Regions from separate parts of the Homo sapiens genome. Here region 1 is linked to region 2. Evidence: read pairs that join two places in POLR2A ChIA-PET (ENCODE). Cell type or tissue: PC-9. All regions are shown on one strand.

Region 1 (8,000 bases), 370 kb before region 2:
CTTTCCAAGGTCACACAGCTAATAAGTGACACCAACAGGATTCAGACCCAGAGCAGTGTAGCTCCAAAGCCTGTGTTATTTCTACTATGTCCATTGGAGGAGACAATAATAGCAGCAATAATAGCATGAAGGCATACTTTTTTGTTGTTTGGCTTGGCAGGAGCCAGGTATGGTGGAAGCATACCTGGAAAGAGACCTACAGAGTCCTTGGCATAAGGAGAGCTTTACACAGGAGGTGACTTTGGGGCTGGGGCTTTGACTTAGCCTTGGATCTTTTGGCTGCAAGTGATAGAAACGTAACTCAAAGTAGCTCAAGCAAAGGGGAAATGTACTGGGTGTGAAGGAGGGAGTGAACAGTCAACTTGTGGGAGAGGTAGATAAACAGCTGGACCTCAGGAACAGCCAGAGCCAGGGACTCAACCCCTGCAAGGATTCTCTGGCCATCTCTTGTCTCGGCTTCTCTCTGCATGCAGTTTCACGCTTCCTCACCACAAACCACATCCTCTGCACAGCGGGAAATATGGTTACTGACAACTTACAGCTTCCACTGTCAGCTAGAAATCTTGAACTTCTTTTACTATTTTAGTTTGAAAAGTCCTGGGATGGGGAAGTCCTAGAGAAGGGTCCTGATGGGCCTGACTTGGGTGAGGTACCCAATCTTGGACAAATCACCTATGACCAGGAGGTCGGATCACATGAGAACATGGTAGCTCTTTCTGGAACCAAATGGTTGTAGAGGTGAAGGGAAGGTCCCAAGAGAAGGAGATGAGGACACTGGTCCTACAAAGGAAGAAGGTGCCGAGTGTATGGAACCACAGGTGCCCACACAGCCATGAGGGAGGAGTAGGACTACAGGAGGTGGAGGCATATTACAGGGTGAGTGCAAGGTGGAGAAAAACTGTTGTCCACAGCAACACTACATTAGGGCTGCCGGGATGCCTTGCTGCATTGAGCAAGGATTGCTTCTCACATAATGTATAGCAATTCAGTTTACAAAACACTTTCATGGCCATTATCCCATGTAGTCTTCACAGCAACCCTGGGAGGAAGATAAAACAGATATTATTATAAAATTCATCTCACGGATGAAGACACTGAAGCTCACAGAGGTGAAGAGACTTACTTGAGGTCACAAATTCTATTAGGAGGCATGGCTGGGATCCAAATCCGAGTCCACTGGCCCTCTATCCACTAGACATTTGCCACCTGTGTGTGGGTGTTCAAGTCCTATGTTGGAACTGAACATTTGCTTGCAACGACCTGAAGGACTGTATAATTTTACTGGGGCTTGTAAAAACACCCTTAATTCTGCCAAGAGCTTGGCAGATTTGGAGGAGTTGTCGGGGGTAGGGTGAGCAGAGGATGAGAGAGGTAGAAGAACAGCCAAAGGAATAGTTGTAATTATACTACTTTATGTTTGCCTAAAGTAAGGGCTTTTCAGTTGAGGAATCATAGACTCCTAGAGAGTTCAAGGATATACCTCCAGGATTTGTCATCCCAGTAATATTTTTTTATAGAATTATGTGTGCATTTCTCTGGGAAAGAGGGCACTAACCTTGATCTGATTTTTAAGGGCACTGTGACTCTTCAAAAGCTAAGAGCTCCTGGCCGGATGAATGCTGTACATGTACAATTTTCAAAGCACTCAGTTCTCACCGCAGCCCAGGGAAGAAGAAATGCCTATTTTACATTTTGCAGATGAGGAAACAGCTTTGGAGAGCTTGCTGTTTCCTCGAGATCACACAGCTAGGAATGGACAAACTTAAGGACTTGAGTCCATGTCTCTGGCCCCAAGGCCAGGGCTACTGTCACTGCACCACCCTGGTCTCCTCCCACTCCCTAGAGCCTTCTCTTCCTCTTTCTGAGCCTGCTTCCTCTGTTCAGTGTCACATGCTTGTCTCTTGGGTGAAATAAGTTATATGAGTCAGGACATTTTTGAATGCAAGTGACAAAATATTCAACTTAAGCTGGCTTTTATAAAACAACCACAAAAGGAATTGATTCACTTATGAAACGGAAAAGCACTAGCCATGGCTTCATCCAGGGTAACAATCAAGAATCCCAGCTCTTCCCTGAACCAGTCAATGTGGCCTAAGTCACACGCTGGGGGCACAGCACCCAAGATACAGGTGGAAGTTGGGATGCTTTGTGGCGCTGTGAATGGGGTTGAACACACTTCTCTCCGGGAGTCAGCTGATACCTCAGACATTTTTCAGAGTGTGGTTTTTGTGTAACTTCTCTTTTCTGTTTTGTCTTAGCTGTGGCCCTTCCAGGTCCCCCTGGCCCTCCAGGACAGCCAGGGCTTCCCGGATCCAGAAACCTGGTCAGTATTATCATCAGTGTGTAGTCATCATTCCATTTGGGATAGATATACTTAAAACTCTGCCTACGATCTCCTGTGTCTGACATCCCTTGGGGATCAGGCCTTCATGATAGTAGGCTTGGTGCAATTCCATAAATAGTAGAAGGGATTTGTTATCTATTTGGATGACTTATTAAGTAAAAAGACGTGAAAAAACAAAATCATGTATATGTAAGTTCCACCATTCGAATCCTTAATTGACTAAGTTATAACAAGAACCAATCATATTACTTATATATTTTTATATATATATATATATATATATTTTTTTTTTGCTGGATGAGGGGTGGACGGGGTCTCACTCTGTCACCCAAACTGGAGTACAGTGGTGAGATCACGGCTCACTGCAGCCTCAACCTCCCTGAGCTCAGGTAATCCTCTCATCTCAGCCTCCAGAGTAGCTGGGACTACAGATGCACACTACCACACCTGGCTAATTTTTTTTTTTTTTTTTTTGTAGAGACAGGGTTTTTGTTACATTGCCCAGGCTGGCCTTGAACTCATGGGCCACCAAGGTGATTCTCCCACCTTGGCCTCCCAAAGTGCTGGGAGTACAGACACGAGCCACCACGCCTGGCCACCAATAATAGTATTTCAAAAAGCATAAACCTGCTCGGGTGCGGTGGCTCACTCCTGTAATCCCAGCACTTTGAGAGGCTGAAGCAGGAGAATCACTTGAGTCTAGGAGTTCAAGACTAGCCTGGGCAACATAGTGAGATCCTGCCTCTACAGAAAAATGTAAAAATTAACTGGGTGTGGTGGTGCATATCTGTAGTCCCAGCTACTTGAGAAGCTAAGGATCACTTGAGCCTGGGAAGTCGAGGCTCCAGTGAACCATGACTGTGCCACTGCACTCCAGCCTGGGTGAAAAAGCAATACCCCATCTCTAGAAAAAAAAGAAAAAACAAAACAACAAAAGCCCAAGAGCATAAACAATGTTACAACAGGTCCTTGTGCTGGTCAGATTTACTTGGATAATTCAGTCTTCTCCATTCTGCCAAAGAACATCTCTGGCACATTCGTTACCCTGCAGTTCGTTGGAACAAGACATAGCACTCCAAGATTACTGTAATGCACAGAAAAATGGACAAATACTTCACAAGGATGTCAGGAGTCCAAAAATGCTCTTTGATCTTTGCTGGATGTTAGTTGCAAAATTTGGCTGCCAAAAGAAAGAACTGTCCTACATATGATGGAATTCTGATATTTGGTTCCCTTGGGGATATCTAAGTCATTTTGATGCACAAAGCCATTATCTTCAAGGCTAGGTGAAAATTAATATTTTATAATCTTTCTCAGTTACAATGAAAAATAAAAACTCTCTTGGCCGTTATTTCTTTGAGATTTGATGCTATTCAATAGATTTTTGTAGCTTCTGTATGTGCTTCTAGATATGCCAAATGGCTGTCTAATCTTTGGCACTTTTCTAGGCAGAGAAATTACAGACCTCCATTTTCTATCATGCATTTAATGTAACTACCAAGCTAGACAAAAAAGATTTAAGACCTTAAGTATAGTTGCTCACTTGCTTGCCTTTCTTATTCCAAATGAAAAATTTGAAACTCTTCAAGGACCAGCATGAAGTAACACCATTTAACCATGTTAGTGCCACCAAGTAGCTTAAAAAAATAGAAGTGGTAAAACTTACCAGTGCTTTTGCTAATACCCAAACCAAAACAAAGATAACTCCATTGACAATTTGTAAATGTCTTTATACTCACATAATATTGTCATTTTTGTTTTAATTCATTTATTATAAGTTAGATTTGTGTTTCAAAGTATACATGTTTTTGTTTTATCAAGAAGAATGCCCTTTAGTTACTAATGAAGGTATATACCTCTATCTGGCACATTAACAAGCCTCTTTATTGAGTATCTGGGGACGGCTCCTAGTTGACTTTACAGAGAGGCCAGGTTATCAGATGGTGCCATTCCTCTAATGATAATGGCAGTGTTTGGAATTTAAATGATCTGACAGGTCACAGCATTCAGCAACATGGATGACATGCTGCAGAAAGCGCATTTGGTTATAGAAGGAACATTCATCTACCTGAGGGACAGCACTGAGTTTTTCATTCGTGTTAGAGATGGCTGGAAAAAATTACAGGTAATTTCTAAACTTCCTTTAACACACTGCCTTCAAATACCCTCTAAAAATAATAATCTACTCCCATAAATGCCATTTTTTTCTGTTTTGAAATGGGAGAAGTTTGTAATTGATCTTTCATTTCAATGTACTGTTTTTCTTAAAGCTGGGAGAACTGATCCCCATTCCTGCCGACAGCCCTCCACCCCCTGCGCTTTCCAGCAACGTGAGTAGTTACCCTGTTGGACTGCTCATGCATTCATTTATCAGCATTTCCTGAGTCCTCCTTGGTATCTAGCACCAAGCTCTCCAAACTCTGGACAGTCAGCTGTGCACGGTTTAGTATCTGGTGAAATCCTAGAAATTAATGGGTGCTAACAGGAGGTTCCCACAGTAGAGCGGAGGAATAACTAGATCCAGAGGCTGGAGACCTGCTGTTCCCATGTAGTAGCCAAATCTTCTTGGGCAGAGGGCTTCCTCTATCTTGGCCTCAGTTTGTTCATCTGTGGAATCATTGGTTGGTATAAGCAATCTAGAAGATTCCTTTAATTTTTGGCACCATCTGCCTCATAAGAACATGGGCAACTGGCATTGTCCATCTTCTAGCCCTAGAGCAATGCTTTGAGGTGGGTACTATCATCCCCGTTTTGCAGATTATGAAACTGAGGCTCTGAAGAGGTAGCTTTCTCTATTAAGTGAAAGAGTTGGTGATTAAACATGGGTTTATCAAAAAGAATGCCCTTCCTTGATTCAGTGCTCTTTTTAAAACTCTTGAGAACATTTTCTCCCTTTCTGAAGATGATTTCTTCAGCAGGTCATGAAACTCTTTACAGTTAAGAGTCACAGTTACAGACAATGGCAAATTATTTAAAGCATCTTCTCAAGAAACATTGCACTTGCACCTCAATACACTCTGAAGAACAGATTGAATGCATATTCAGAACTGTTTCTTTTCCTCCTTTTCATAACAGCCACATCAGCTTCTGCCTCCACCAAACCCTATTTCAAGTGCCAATTATGAGAAGCCTGCTGTAAGTACAATTTATACATTTAATCTTCAAATACTGAGTGTATATCTGCTAAGTGCTAGGTCTCATGCTTAGTACACAGTTCCTACCATCATGATACTTATAGACTAGTGAGAGAGGCAAACAAAAAACAGAGAATTACAATACAGTGTGGTAAGTTGTTTGGGTGAACCAAGCACAGGGTGCTGGGGGTATAAGGGAGGGCAGAGACGTCTACCTGGAGGAGGTTACCTCCAAACTAAGACCCAAAGGACAGCTGAGTTCGGGAGTGAGCCAGGTGGGAGAGAGGCAAAGGGAAGATGGAATAGAGGGAGGTAAGGGGAAGGGCTGTGCATTCCTGTAATTGCTAGTATTAAATTACAGGCAAAAGAGTAGAGTTCAAGGCAGAAAAGGGAGACATTTAGTCTGTGGAAGTCAGCAAAGCAAGTGCTAGGTTTCAAGGGTCTGCAAGCCAAGCCAAAAAGTTTGACCATTTTCTGTGGGCAATGGGGAGCTACAGAAGGGTTTAAAGCAGGAAACAGGTATGACAACACTAGTGTTTCAGAAATTACCTTGGCTACAGTGTGCAGATTAATCAGAAGGGACAGGAGCAGGGGTCCAAAGGCCAGTTAGGTGACTCCTGTGTTATCTGAACTAGAATCACAGCAGTGAGCCCATAGACTAGTGGGCAATTGGAGAGACATGAAGGAAGCAGAAGTGACTAATTGGGTCATTGATTGAATATGGCGCATTAAAGATGAGAAAGGTCAAGAATGATGCCCAGGTTTCTGCTTGGATGATTGAGTGGTGACAGTTTCCTTTCCAGGGATTGTTTCATTGCTGGGATTAGAAAGTCTCTCTATTCCTTTGCTAGCTTAAGTAAAGATCTCGTTTAAATCAGCATAGAAACCTCATGGAACTCCATCACAGGAAGAACAGCCAGGCCTGGGACTCTTGTCTCTATTAGTCTGCTTTGCTCTCTCTATAGACCACCTTCTGAAAGGGTCTTTCTTCCTCCCAACCTCACCCCAAAACACATATATAGGTGACATGAGCTTGCACACAGCTTTGGGTCACCCTGGCACTGATTCTTGCCCTAAGTCTGTGTGATCTTACAGCTGCTGACCCCAGTACTACTGACTCAGTTCAGAGTCTTGGGAGAGATAGTTTATATGGTCTGTCTTGGGTCAATTGCCCACTCCCAGCCCAATCAAGAGTTACCAGGAGAATGAGTTTGAAGGTCTAAGGCCACTCCTTATGGCAGGGATTGTGGGGGCATTTTCTATTGTGCTGCTATTGACCAAGGAGGAACTAATTTGGAGCATGGTGAGTCTGAGGTGCCTGGAGGAAACCTGAGTGGAGACTACCAGGAAGGAATAGGTTCTGAAGGTCTGAAACCCCACAGTGGGATCTTGGCTGTAGATGAGCCATGCAATTACTACGGGGCTGGTTGGATTCCCAAAAGAGAATCTATACAGTCAGAAGGGATTAGACTATGAGGAGCAAAACTGAAAAGGAACTGATGGGAGAAATATGAGAAAGAAACTGAGAAGCCATAGCCAGAAAGGAAGAAAGCAAGCCAAGCAAGGTAGTAGCCAACAGTGTCAAAGGCTGCCAGGAAATTCATAAGAAGAACCAAAAGGTGTCCTTCAAATTTAGAAACTAGAGCAAAGCATTTAGTAGCCAAAAAGATTCTAGTTGGTTGAAGAGTCAGTGGGAAGTGAAGGAAGAGAAATGTGAGTGTCAGTAACCCTTCAAAAAGCCCCAAAGTTAGGGCAGTAGCTAAAGGATTTTTTAAATGGTATTTTATAAATTCAGAACTAATACGTATTCATTGCAGAAAATGTCAACAATGCATGAAAAGAATGGAGAAGAAAATAGTAACACACCTACAATTTTATCAAAACTACAACCATCCACAAAATAGCAATTTTAACATTTTGAGTGTTATAACATTACTGTCTTCCTAAAAGTACAATATAAAAATGTTGTCATTTTATAAAAATGTTCCAGCAATTAGAGAAATACAAACATGAGAACACAAAAACCCCCAATCTCGTCATTCAGAAACAACCGTAATTTCAGACATTTCTCTGTGTCTCTCTAAAGGACAGTAGGGCTTGGTGGGATTAGAGGTGGCAAGGAAGCCCTGCAGTTGCCCCCTGCCTGTGCCTTTCTTAGGTGGCCCCTGGCATTGGGGAAGCCTCATTCCATCAAGGCCTCGTGTGATGCACTCTGATGTAGCCCCAAAGCACACTGGTTGGAAGATGATGAGACCATAGGGCTTCTTCCCTCAGGCACCAGAGTCTCCAGATGCATGAGGAAGAAGACGGGGGGTGGGGGCAGTATAGTCAGATGGCAAGGACATCAAAGGGTCAGGGTGTATATGTGGAGGTGGAAGTCTGGTGGCCTGCCTGTGATTGTGGTGGGTGGGCAGCATGCTAAAGCTCCCTCTTACCCTAATGGCTGGGAATGTAGAGCATAAAATGCTAGCCACTGGGAGGCCTGCTGGGGAAGCCTTGGCTCAGTGCGGGGCAGGAAGGAG
Region 2 (8,000 bases):
TCATTATCTGGACAGATTGATTAAAATACTTCACATCTCTGTGACCAACATCATATGGACATATATGAAAAGTCATGTCATAATTAGAATATCATGTGATGAATGTGGAATCAGGCCAAGGAGGAATGTCAGTCCACTGAGGCTGCTATAACAAAATGCCATAAACTGGCTGGTTTCTAAAAAACAGAAGTTTATTTCTCACAGTTCTGGAGGCTGGGAAGTCTAAGATTGAGTCACAGGGCACTGGCAGATTCAGTGTGGTGAGGACCTGCTTTGTGGTTCCTAGTTGGCTGTGTTTTCATTGTGTCCTCACAAGGCGGAAGTGGAGAACTCTGGTCTCTTTAGCCTCTTGTAAGGGCACAAACGCCATTCATGGGCTCTCCACTCATATGACTTAATCATCTCCCAAAGGCTCCACCCCTTAATACTATCACACTGAGAACTGAGTTTTAGTATATAAATTTTGAGAGAATACAAACATTCAGACCACAGCAGGGGGTTAGTCAGAAGGATCTAATGTTTAGTGGTCAAGTGTTGAGAGGATACATTCTTCAACAATAAGGATGAATTTGCCGAGAAAACAGGGATGTTCTAAGTCCGTTGGACACAATCCCTTGTGTGCATCTTCACATTCAGTATACCCTTCCCATTAGGGCTGTTGACCAAGGCTCTCTTGTCCATGGAGAGCAATAGATGGCCAATAATAGTGTAAGTCCCTATGATTCTCCTACTCCTACTGGCTCCCATTGCTGGCAGGCTGCTGATTGGCACATTTTTTGCTTCAGCTAGGTTCATATATTTAATCACACAATGGTCAAGGCTGGCCCCACAGGGCCGTTAAGTCAATAATTTTCAAAAGTTTTACCATGGCTCATTGAATAGAGTAAAAATCACACAAAATCACCCACTCTACCCCTTTCCACTTCCCAGCAGATAAAGAATATTGTGATCAAAATGAGAGAGGAACAACATAGTATTCAAATCATAACAATTCAGCAATTACCCCCAAAGGGTATCTATAAGGATAAGACCTGTATATAATTTTACAAAGTGCTTTAATTAATTAAAGAATAACAGCAATTGGAAGTCAGATCCAATTCATGACAGCTATGATGATGCACTGATAACAACACATCCTGCCTAAGCATCTTGGGAATTCCAACTCTTTGTTTTCTGTGCGGTGTTGGACATTTGCCATGCTGCTCAGTACTGTGTGTAGCAGCTAGACTTCTTATTAGAACACCAAGTTAGAGTTCTTAATAAACCCTGGCTCCTTTTTTTATAAATATCAGATCATAATATCTTTCAATGACCAACTTATTCATTTTCTGTTTCCCTTAGCTATAAATAAATACAGTAATAAATAACATCTCTTAAGTATTTACTTTGTTCCAGAAAGTCTCCAAAGAGCTTTTTGTGCATTAAAAAATGAGCATTCATGGTATTTCCAATCATTCATTGGTAAGAAGAAAGTAATTACATTTTTGGTTTAGCTTGTAGCCTGTCAGAAGCCCCCATAAACACTGCTTTAAGGTAATTTGGTGTGTCTCTGTCCTAAGCCATATGTACTAACTTTGAAGTTTGACTCCCAAAAGCCAATTTTATTTTCCTTAGTTTGAAATTTGGAGAACTATTTTTTGTTGTCTCCAAATCCTGACCACAGTATATAAAAACATTTGCCAACTATTAACTATTGCACATAAGTAAAGGTTTTAGACTGGAGACTGGCACTAACACTCCCATCGCCATTTAAAAATAAGGAAACGGAGGCCCAAACAGAAAATAACAGGAGATATGATGTTTTCAAGGCCACTCAGTGAACAGGCAGAAGAGTCGGAACCAGACCCCCGTCCCCTCCTTTCAGCACCTTGCAGAGAGCTCCAAAATACTGAAATCATGTTCAGCCTTTCCTGGCCCATTTTCCACATACAGTATTATCAGAAAAGCAATTTTCTCCTTCTCCTGATCTTAGCTTAACAAATGACCCAAAAACTTTTAGAAATTTAAAACAACAAACATTTATCATACAGTTTCTGAGGGTCAGGAATCCAAGAGTGGCTTAGTTAGGTGCTTCTGGCTCTGGGCCTCTCACGGGGCTGCAGATAAGGTGTCGGCCAGGGCTGCATCATCTAAGGCTTGACTAGGCTGCAGAACCTGTATCCATGCTCACTCATGCGCCTGATGGCTGGAGGCCTCAGTTTCTCACCACACGGGCCTCTCCATAGGACTGCTCATGGCATGGCTAATGATCAGAAACAAATGTCAAACTGAAGAGCTTGAACTTTATTCTACACAAAATGGGGAGCCACTGATGATTGATGAGAATAGCTAAGAGTCTTTTCCAAAGCCTTTTTTAAGGATTCATTGATGTCAGTCTACTGTTTAATTCTCTGGGCTGAGGCCATTCTATGTTGACTAAAATACCACTATGAATAGCCAACAGAAACTCAATAAAACAAAATTTGGTAGCATAAATCCTGCAAACACCCTATGGTGACACATAAACATTACTGAAAGAGAAGCAGGGGATAACATACTAAGTGTCTCATTAGAATGAGAAGAAAAAAAGATTTATTTTTGAATTTTTCCTTTTACAAAATTTAGAATCACAAATCCTTTGACTTTGAATTAAAAAAGAACTTCGAAACGATCTAGAGCAATGTCAGCTGATGACACCAGATCTGTGTTTCTAGCTTCAAGCACTCCTCTGGGCATGAGACTGGTTTATTCAGCTCATGGACACGTCAGTTGGTTGAACATGGATGCTTCCATTTCAATAGGTCAGAAATTCGATTCATCATTTCCCACCCCCCTTCTGCTTTGGGTGTTTTATTTAATTAAATCATCAGGTGCCCAGTCACCCAACCCAGGAGCCAGCAGGCCATCCTCTGTAGAATGCGGGAAGTGCGTTCCTACAGTGGACATCACCTACTGATCCTGCATCTAAAACACCTCTATGCTTCTCTCCCTCTCTCATGCTCTTGAATCCACTGCTCCTCCCACATACTGGCTTCGTTATCTCTCCCCTGCCTCTTCTGCCTTCAGTGCTTTAGGAATATATTGCCTAGCATGAAATATTCTTCTCTCTTGCCTGAATGGAAAATTCTTTGTTCTTTCAAGACCCGGTTCAAATATCACTTCCTCTCTGTGTTATTAACCTACGCTTGATCTGCACTCCCCACAAATTATTGTCAATGTCTAACATCATGGCTGTGTACATATCCTCTCTTCCACAAAACAATGTACTCTTTTTATTTTATAGTTTGGGAAACTCTGGCCCCCAAACACTAAGACTAAGTGACGTACTGAAGTTCAAGTTCACTCAGTTTGTCAACAGCAGATCCAGGACTACAAGATAACCTAGGAACAGAGCTCATCCCCATGGCCCCCCTATGATAAAATGTCCCCTGCTTTTTTAGCCATAGCAAGTATCTGCTGGGCTGAGGCCTTGGTTGTCTTTGAGAGTGAGGCTGTACCCCTCAAGGATGTGTCCTGTGTTGAGGGTAGCAGGGCCTGCCTGCAAATATCCGGGTCAGCAGGCCAGGAGAGTTCACACTGAGGGGCTGGGCAGGGGTGTTCAGGCTTTGCTCACAGGATGACTCACGGAGAGGAAGTGCCACTCAGATTTGTGAGTCACCCTCTTGGGCTCCACAGAGGCCCTGTCACGCAGGAGCCTGTCAGCTTTCATCTCCATCTCTCCAACCCCTAGGGCCAAAAGTCAAACTTGGTTTCTGCTTACTTGTTTGATTTTTAGTGGCTCCTCCAGCTCCAGAACCTTTAGCAAGCAGCTTCCTTTGAAAGTTTAAGATGGAAATCTCTAAGCTGGCCCTGTGCTTCCCCTGACAAGTGTGTAATCGATGGGAAATCTCTCACTGGAGGCTATCCTATCTGGAGTCTTGATAAAAGGCACTTTCAGAGAGGTGAAAGGCTCTTAGAGACCTTTTACAAAGAACTAAGCTGGCCTAAAATTGTCACCTTTATCCTCCCAGGTGACCATTCACTATCACCAACTCTCTGGCAGAGAAAAATGTGAGGATACAAACACAAAGAAAATCACTCCCTTAATACACACGGGGTAGAATCCTCTTTGGGTCAGACAGAAAAGCAGTGACTTGGGAGAAAATTGTGAAGGGTGGTTGGATGCTAGGAGCTGACTGGGCTGCATCTTTGAGCTTTAGTTCTACCCTTCCAAGTCTCCTGTCCTCCTTGAAGTTCTCTGCTTTTGATTTCTGTGGCCACCAGCACATATGGCCCTGTTTCTCTTGAACATACTTGAAATGGGCCAATACTTTCTAAAAGGCTTTACTAACACACTGAAGAAATGAACATAGAGAAATACCAATGGCATTGAGAACAATCCAGTTTACTCACAACTATATCTTGGGCCTAAGAATCCCAGAGCAAGCATAGGAGACCTTCATCAAGCTTTCCCAAAGCCCCTATTCAATTCCACCCTCTGCCTTGCTTCTTCTCCAACATTCCTGCCCTTCCCTCAGCCATAAGGCTTCTGGGTACCATTTTGTTTTCTGGCACCTGGAAGATAGTATGAAGGATCCTCTTGTTCAAACCAAATCAGAGGAGGGAAGACCAGTGAACAGATAATTGAACGCTGAATTAAAGCAGTGCAGGTGGAGCGAGGCAGCAGTATAAAGACAAAATAAACATTTAGGAGTTGGAATAGATGGAATCTGGGGACCTGTTAGACCTGGAGTGGAAAGATTGAATCTTTTTTTTTCTTGTTTTATAAGTTATCTGTCAAACTCAAGCTGGGATTTCCAATACCATTTGGATGTTGGAAATAGTATTGCTAAAAAACAAATTAACATCAGAAACAGGAGAAGCACAGAGAGATACAAGAGATAGAGAAATTTTGTTATTAATAAAGATATATGTAACAGGGTGTCACTTTTTAAAAAATCTAATTTGTTGTTATAAGTTACATAGTATAAAATGCCTAAATTTTAAGTGTACAGATTGTGAGTTTTGACAAATGTATATACCCGTATAATTATCACCTCAATCCGCAAACAAAACATTTCCATCACCTCAAAATATTCAAAATGTCTTGCCCAGTCAATAACCCCACCTCCATCCCCAGGCAACCAACGATCTGCTTTCTGTCACTATAGATTAATTTTGCATGTTCTAGAACATCACAGAAGTAGAACCATACAGCACATAATCTGTTGTGTCTGGCCATCTTTCACTCAGCATTATGTTTTTGAGATTCATTCCCATGTATCAGCAGTTCATTTCGTTTTGCTGCTGACTAATATTCCACTGTTTGGCTATATCACAGTTTGTTTATCCACTCACCTACTGATGGATGTTTGGATTACTTCTAGTTTTTAGCTATTAAAAATAAAGCTGCTATGAATGTTTGCATACACTTCTTTGGGTGTATTTCCACATATTTCCATTCCCCTGGGGAAAAACCTGAGTGGAATTGTTAGGTCACATGTTAGGCATACATTTAACTTTATAAGAAAATGGCAGCAATTTTTTTAACCAATAGAACACTTTTTATCATTATTTGCCACAATTCAAGGATGAGGAAAAAATAAATTTAGCCCAATCCTACTTGAATTAAGTTAGTGGGTCCTGAATTAAAAAGATTAAGTAATTATAAAATGTTAGTCTAAAAAATATTTCTATAAAAAGTGTTTCTAAAAAAGTATGATGTACACCAAGGGGGGGAAATTTTTGTGAACTTGGTATATTTTCTCCAGAAATGACCAGCACAACATTGTTATTTTATTAATGGGATTCAATTATATAATGTACAACTGTGAAGGGCTCCACACACATACATGGGGTATTGTCATTTTACTCTAATGGAAGCTGTTAGGGGACTTGCAGCATTGTTTTGCTTATAAAATCATGTGGACCCAATGTATGCTGGGATATCATCCTTCTGAGTTCACTCAGCCAGAAAGTTGAGCATGTATGTTGCCAGGTAAGCCGGCAACTTGGAAAATTATAGCTCCACTGTTCTTAAGGGTTCCCCTGTGGTTGGGAGCCTTAACATTGCCCCCAAGGGGCCTAACATCTCCAGGATCAGCCTAATCATTGGCTCAGTAATTTCTTTAGAAGCTGATTGACAGCAGGTGCCAATCTAGATAATCACCAGAGAGCTCCAATTAAAAGCTCTACCCATCGATCCCAACCGCCAGGACTTGGGACTTTAATACAAATCCACAAGTAAAAAAAGTTACCCCCTAAGAAAAAAAAAAAGCAGCATTTTTGTGGATGCACCATATTATATGGCGAGGTTATACATTATTTATAATTCATAGATGCATTTTTAATTTATCCTCCTAAATGTTGCATTGTTAGTCTAATAAGGTTGGTATTCAGATCCTTTCTTTTTCAATTCTCCACCTTGGAAAGGGACATTAGTCTGGAAGAAAATATAAATGAAAAAGTATTTTTAGCACTGACAAAAATAGGAACCATTTGTAAGTAATTTGTTCTATTGTAATTGCCGGGGACTTCATTAACCACCTAAGGAGGAAGTGCCCAATGTTTTTACTAGTCTTCCAGATAAGACCAAGTTTAAAACACACACTCTCTATTGGGATTATGTGAAGATGTTAAAACTTCACCAGAAAGGTGACAAGGTGTCTTGATAATTGAGGCAATCTTGGAAGTCGGTTGGTGTGTCCAACAGCTATGAACTAATAGTGGCTAATCAAACACAGCAGGTCTCACAGATACCAGCAAATGCCAAACAGCTTCTTGTATGCACGGAATTCAGTCTTAATTAGTCACAGAGGAGGAATAGGCACATTTAAACTAATCCGAGGAATCATTATTGTTTGAGTTGCTTACACACAAACATGAAAACTGCTGCCCTCAAAACAATCAGTTCCCGCCTGCAAAGGGAGGGTGTACAAGATAGTCCACTGACCTTTATAAAAAGGACTGTCCAGAGGAGGATTCTCTCCAACATGTCTCCTTTTTATTATATCCTGGGCCTATTTCTCAGTAGCTCTATCTCACCTGGTAAATAATATATGTATGGTGCATGTTAACTCGAGAGTGGCTACTGACAAGAAATATAAATGAACTTTTAAATTGTTTGGATAGTTTGATGGATGAAGAGCTATAAGTACCAGTGGCAGAGAGTGAGATAGACATGACTATTAAGGCAGGCTTTCCACAGCTGTCCTGTAACAGGTGTGTCAACTGGGGATTTTCCTGTTGCCCCAGGACTGCTGCCAAGACCCTGAATGGAGAGAGCAAAAGGCACTTGGTGCTCCACTTTGGATGTTCAGGCCCAGCCACAACAACACGGACTTACTGAGAGTGCTAATTCCGGAATCATCTGCCAGATCCACCACCCATACCCAAACTCCATAGGAAGAAAAGACCTGAAGCTTGAGAGAGGATCAGCCTTGTGGTAGTGCTGCATTTGTGGAGACAGGCTATTCCCTTCCCATAAGGCTAAGGGGGTTCTTCCTGCTCTTAGACTCTCTTGAGGTTATGTGTTTTCCTTCTCTAAGTATTCACAAAGAAAGGAGATGCCTGCAAGGAGAAGAGCCAGCATTTCATTTCTTTATCACTGCTCAGGCTGTGTAATCTGAATGAGAAAAAGAGACAGTCTCCCCAGCCTCCTCATATGTGGAGGTCCCTGACTGCCCTCATGTAGAGGACAATGAGGCATCCATATCAGAGGAACATTGTGAGAAGTCCACTAGCTGGGGTTCAGTTGAAACTTGCTGCCAAACTTTTCAAGGGACCTCTAATGGCCAAAGGAGCTTCCTGGACACAAGTCCCTAATCAACCTGTCATGTTGAAGCCACCACTGTCCTATCAAAACTGCAGAAGATGAGTTTGACTTTCCGTGAGCCACCCCGGAGGCTACAACCTTACCCAGTTAAATAAAGAGACATCTTCTCTTTCCTTTCCCCTCCTCCCTCGCCCAAACCAAAAGCCTCAGCACCCAGAAGATGGAAGGGAAGGTGGTGTTTGAAACCACACCCAGCCTCCCTTCACCC

The links. ChIA-PET counts read pairs that join two places held together with the same protein. Peaks named below come from ENCODE experiments on the same cell type or tissue, not always from the same donor. Only the 100,000 strongest peaks of a DNase experiment are listed, where the experiment ranks them.
Region 1: POLR2A ChIA-PET joins it to region 2 with 12 read pairs; 2 of 35 experiments call an interaction of 5 or more read pairs at or near these places.

Annotation. Positions count from the first base shown.
Region 1 is chr9:99,057,631-99,065,630 of GRCh38, forward strand. COL15A1 (collagen type XV alpha 1 chain) reads left to right here. Exons shown (of 42, transcript NM_001855.5): 36 at 2,259-2,323; 37 at 4,341-4,469; 38 at 4,615-4,674; 39 at 5,420-5,479. Among named protein-coding and RNA genes, the nearest start is that of TGFBR1, 43 kb to the right of the region's middle. In PC-9, no CTCF peak of the experiment used is centred here; no DNase peak of the experiment used is centred here; H3K27ac peaks cover 266 bases.
Region 2 is chr9:99,430,141-99,438,140 of GRCh38, forward strand. The region is part of intron 2 of LOC107987011 (a long non-coding RNA gene); the gene reads right to left. Among named protein-coding and RNA genes, the nearest start is that of NAMA, 59 kb to the left of the region's middle. RefSeq lists enhancers at 3,007-4,206, 3,515-3,634, 3,645-3,724. In PC-9, no CTCF peak of the experiment used is centred here; a DNase peak (open chromatin) is centred at 3,651; H3K27ac peaks cover 1,718 bases.